Regions from separate parts of the Homo sapiens genome. Here region 2 is linked to region 1. Evidence: chromatin loops called from intact Hi-C (ENCODE). Cell type or tissue: CD4-positive, alpha-beta T cell. All regions are shown on one strand.

The links. A loop is a pair of places that touch in the nucleus more often than their neighbours do. Peaks named below come from ENCODE experiments on the same cell type or tissue, not always from the same donor. Only the 100,000 strongest peaks of a DNase experiment are listed, where the experiment ranks them.
Region 2: a loop joins it to region 1, with 3 times the contacts of the local background. A loop is called at or near these places in 2 of 110 quality-filtered maps.

The regions. Positions count from the first base shown.
Region 1 is chr14:22,490,767-22,493,266 of GRCh38, reverse strand. It overlaps TRA and TRAJ47. Among named protein-coding and RNA genes, the nearest start is that of TRD-AS1, 9.1 kb to the right of the region's middle. In CD4-positive, alpha-beta T cell, no CTCF peak of the experiment used is centred here; DNase peaks (open chromatin) are centred at 466 and 1,026; H3K4me3 peaks cover 2,430 bases; H3K27ac peaks cover 1,173 bases.
Region 2 is chr14:22,050,826-22,053,325 of GRCh38, reverse strand. It overlaps TRA and TRAV21. Among named protein-coding and RNA genes, the nearest start is that of OR4E1, 380 kb to the right of the region's middle. In CD4-positive, alpha-beta T cell, no CTCF peak of the experiment used is centred here; a DNase peak (open chromatin) is centred at 975; H3K4me3 peaks cover 798 bases; H3K27ac peaks cover 451 bases.

The DNA.
Region 1 (2,500 bases):
TACACATCTCTAAGTCACGGGCTCGGGATAAATCTCCAAGCTCGAAACTACAGATTGAGGTTCCATTTTGGAAGTCTAGACACCCAAACAGCAAGCACTGTGGTCTACAGAGATGGTGACAATTTTTTTTTCAAATTTAACTCAATTTTCAAACTGTGGGTCTCACCAGTGAATGGATGTGATTAACGCTCTCGAAGGCAACCCATGGAAATTCTTAATGAATCACACTAATGAAATGCTTGCGTTGCGCTTGGAATTTCACTTTTCCTTTCTTTAGAATCAAATACTTCCCAGCCAGAAAAAGTTTATTTAATATGCAATGAAACCCAGGTTGGGACTTGAGTGTGTTTTATACTCACAGGACTTGACTCTCAGAATGGTTCCTGCGCCAAAGACCAGTTTGTTTCCATATTCCACACAGCGTCAAACTCCTCTACAAAAACAGTGGTTGAGCATGGGTGGTGTGTGGGGCGGGGCTAAGCTACTCGGTTCTGGAAACAGAGGACTGTTCCACTTTGCATTTAGGACCTGTTGATATTTGCCCAAGAAGCTGAAGACATTGTGATAATTGCAGAAACTTGTAAAAGTAAAAAGGCCAATTGTTTATTGGAATTTGGCTTCTGTCTGCTCTTTGCTGCTTGGACTAGGATAAATGCTACAACTCCCCCAAGGTTTACTGTATCTTTTCTTTCCGGATTTTTCTAGTCTTCTAGCCAGAATTTTCTTTCATCTCATTAATTCTAATCATAGCCCCTTGTGCCAAATAATTCCACTCTGCTATGATGTCCTCCAGTTTCAAAACCCTTAGCAACTACCAACCACTAACAGCTTCTGGAAGCACGGCTTGGAAAACGAACTTGTTATAGCTGGCTTCCACATAAAGTTTTCAAATATTTGGGGCTCTGGTTTAGAGCCCCTCTGACTGTCCCTTGCTGGGTAATGCATTCTTATGCTGAGTTGCTCTTAGTAGCAGTGGGATTTTCCCTGCGTGTGTTACGTTCTCACCTGGGGACGGTTTCCTGAACGGTTGTGGCTACTATAGCACCCGTGGGAGGGAGCAGACTAACCGTCACTGGGTCCCTCCAGGTCCCATGGCTCAGCTCTGCTGCAGTCTCACTTTGTAAGTCTGGAACTCTCTGAGCCCCCTGTCCTTAGATACAGAGTGAGGAGAGACCATTTTTCTATCTCATCCAGAAAGAAGAAAAAGACTTTGATGTTTAAAGGTGCTTTATCCAACCTAGCTAAGAGGTGCTTTGTAATGTGATTGTCACTATAAAAGTCTGACCTACCCAAATCCTCAATACTCATGCCTTTAATTTCTAATGCAGCAAAATAGAAAAAAGATTCTTCTAGGCAACTGAGTGGTTAAGACAGAAAGGTTCCATACTTCCAGTTCTCGCTGTTGCAAGCATGCTTTCCGTTCCATTTTGTGTGGTTGTCTTTGGTTACAAAGTGAACATATTCAAATTTTCCACAGCTTTTAATTGTAGGTGCAAAAGAATATATTTGCCCATGTTTCTCTCTACATTCTTCTACCCTGTGTATATATATCCAGTATCTCTCTCTTTCTCTCTATCTCAGAAATAGTTGTTTTTAACAGTTAATTCCGTGCCTCACCCAAATTGTCATTAACTGTGTATATATATCCAGTATCTCCCTCTCTCTATCATTTATCTATCTCAGAAATAGTTGTTTTTTTTTATTATTATACTTTAAGTTTTAGGGTACTTATGCACATTGTGCAGGTTAGTTACATATGTATACATGTGCCATGCTGGTGTGCTGCACCCACTAACTCGTCATTTAGCATTAGGTATATCTCCCAATGCTATCCCTCCCCACTCCCCCCACCCCGCAACAGTCCCCAGAGTGTGATGTTCCCCTTCCTGTGTCCATGTGATCTCATTGTTCAATTCCCACCTATGAGTGAGAATATGCGGTGTTTGGTTTTTTGTTCTTGCGATAGTTTACTGAGAATGATGATTTCTAGTTTCATCCATGTCCCTACAAAGGACATGAACTCATCATTTTTTATGGCTGCATAGAAATAGTTGTTTTTAACAGTTAATTCTGTGCCTCACCCAAATTGTCATTAATTAAATGCAGATGTGCTGCCACACTGATAAACTTCATTGGAAAAAAACAAAAAACCAAACCCAGAGATTTCCAAGTTTAAACTTTCCCCCTGAGATCAGTGCTTAGTTTTCTATTTAGATAATCCTGCCCCACCCGGAGCACTAGCTCTTAGCACCTTTCCCGATACCTTGCCATTTGCAGAGAGAGACACAACACTGAATTAGTTTTGTAAAATTATACTGCCTGACGTTCCGTCTGCCTGCCTCTCTGGGTCTCTTGGTTTGCTTGTCTCTTTGATATTCTATGTTTCTACCATTTCTCCCAAACACTTGCAGTACTCAAAGCTAAAATTATCACACAAGATGAAAGTGAAGATGCAGTCATTCTGCCTGAATTCTCTTCACATGCCACATTAGCACTTGAC
Region 2 (2,500 bases), 440 kb after region 1:
AAAGACTGAACTTCATGGCATGTAAATTAATTGAAATAAAACTATTATTTATATTAAAATTGATAAAAATCTAAAGATCAGAGAATTCATAGTTTAATTTCAGATTATTACATCAAGTTTTGTGTATTTGATTGCTTCTGTGTGGAGACAGTGTCAATTTAGAAGTCCTCTTAATGCAAAAACATTGCTCAGTCTCAAGATAAAACATGCAGTTAGAGCCCCAGCTATAGAGTTTGGGTATTGGTTGCAGGTGCCTGTTGTGCACTGTGCCTCACAGCACAGAGGTAGGTGGCTGAGTCACCAGGCTGAGAAGCTGCAATGTATAAAGTACTACGTCCTGATGATTTATCCAGCGAGGCATTAAGTCTTCCACTTGTTTGCTCTCTCTGACTTGACTGAATAAGCAACAGAGATGTGAGACCTTTCCCAGGGTCCTGCCTAAACCACTGGAGGTTGTAAATAGCGCTATCAGTGAAACTGCAGTTGAGAACCAAGTTTTCTCCTTCTGGGACACTCAGAGCTGCAGGAATCTGCGTCACCTCCTGTTTGCTGCTCACCCCTGTTCAGAAAAAGAGCAATAGACTGGTTAGTGGCTAATGATTCCTTAGAAATTACCTTTAAATTTATTTTTTCAATTTCCACAGAAATTCCCAGTAAACCATACAGGCATAACAACTCCCTTTCTTTCTCCCTCTTTCCTGGGAGAAACGTCCTGGAGTCAGCCTGCTCTTTGCTCATTTCCATTTCCCTCTAACTCACATTGCAGCTGCAGCCAAAGGATAAGCAGGCCCAAGAGGGTCTCCATTCCTTCTGTCACTTAGACTCACTGAGAACTGAAATCTTATATCTGAAATATGGAGAATGGCTCACAAGATAAACACTCTGCTTTGCTCTCTCATATGTTCAAACATTTCTACAGGAAACACAGAGTTGGCCCAGCCAATCTGAGACAAGTCTCTCTCTCTCTCTCTCTCTCTCTCTCTCTCTCTCTCTCCTCTCTCTCTCCTCTCTCTCTCTCTCTCTCTCACACACACACACAGATCTGCAAAATGTGGGAGGTGGAAATGGAATGAAAGAAATGAAAACACTGCCACTTCAGAACCAAGCACAGTACTGCTAGAGAAATGCTTCTTTCTCCTCCACTTTCACCTCCTCCTCCTTCTCCTAAAGAAACAAAAATGTTTGAATATGAGATTTGTAGAATGCAGCCAAATCAGTGCATAGAGAGAAATATATATTCTTAAATGCTTATGTTAGAAAAGAAAAAATATATAAATGTTTTCCATACTGTTACAGCAACTTTCTCCAGATTCCTCTGACTGCTGTCTCTTCTTGCCACTTCAGTGCTTAAGGACTGGTTTCCCGTAACTTGCATTTTTGTGAAAAGGCCCTTTCTATCATCTCTTACTTGTCATATTGCAAAAGGAGTTCAGAATCATACTATTAATATTCAGTTTTGTTGATAATGTCAGGAAATGGATACTCTGATATTCTGATAGCTGAAATATAATTAATAAATGTCTACATATGTTATTTACATATTACTGAATGCAAAATTTCCATTTGGCCAGGAATTTTTCTTAAGAAATACTCTTATAAATACACTTACAGCACTGTACATTGCATGCAATGGTTAAAAAAGTGGAAAAAAATTTAAATATTCTTTCAATATAGATAGTCAATACATTATGGTAGCTCTGTATTGTGAGTTACTTACTACACTTGCAAAAAAGTATAAGGTGGGTTAAACTTTCTGAGTTGCAAAAGCTTCTGTCTCTTATTCAATTGAACCACAGCATTTTATATATAGTGTGATCCTATTTACGATTTTTAAAAGTATGTTTACTGTGAGTTTGTATTTAAATGTATAGAAACAGTGGAAGTGTGATGAAACCCAACAGTGATTAGGAACTTGTCAGAAGAAAATCAATGAAGTATCACTTTTTATTCTATATTGCGTAGATACTTAAACAATTACACATTAATTTACAAAGTGATTAGTCATAAAAATGGAATACAGGTACATAGAAAACTAGGGAAATGTTGAAATAAAAATATTGATATAATGATTTCATGTTAGCAAATTTTCAAAATTCATTTACTTTTCAATGCATGTGCTATAGTTGAAAAAATCGAGAGAGCCCAGATATTTCTCAGAAAAATAATGCTCAATTTATGAACTTGACACCGGACCTTTACCAAGAATGAAAATGTTAGATTGGAGAAAGAGCAATATCCAGGATCTTCTCTCTCCTTGTTTTTTCTTTACTGGTGCAGTTCTTGATTTCATGTACCTTTCCTTATTTTTCCCCTTTCCTTCTTCTCATTTCATTTTCTACCTTCTTCCATTAATCTCACATTTTCTTGGGCAATGCCCTCTTTAAATGGATTTTATCTCCCCTCTTCACCTGGGAGACAGATGTGGTCCAATCTGCCCACAGTGTAGTAACACATGGTGGTGCCTTTGAGGGTTATCTGGTGCAGGACCAGGGTACTAGCC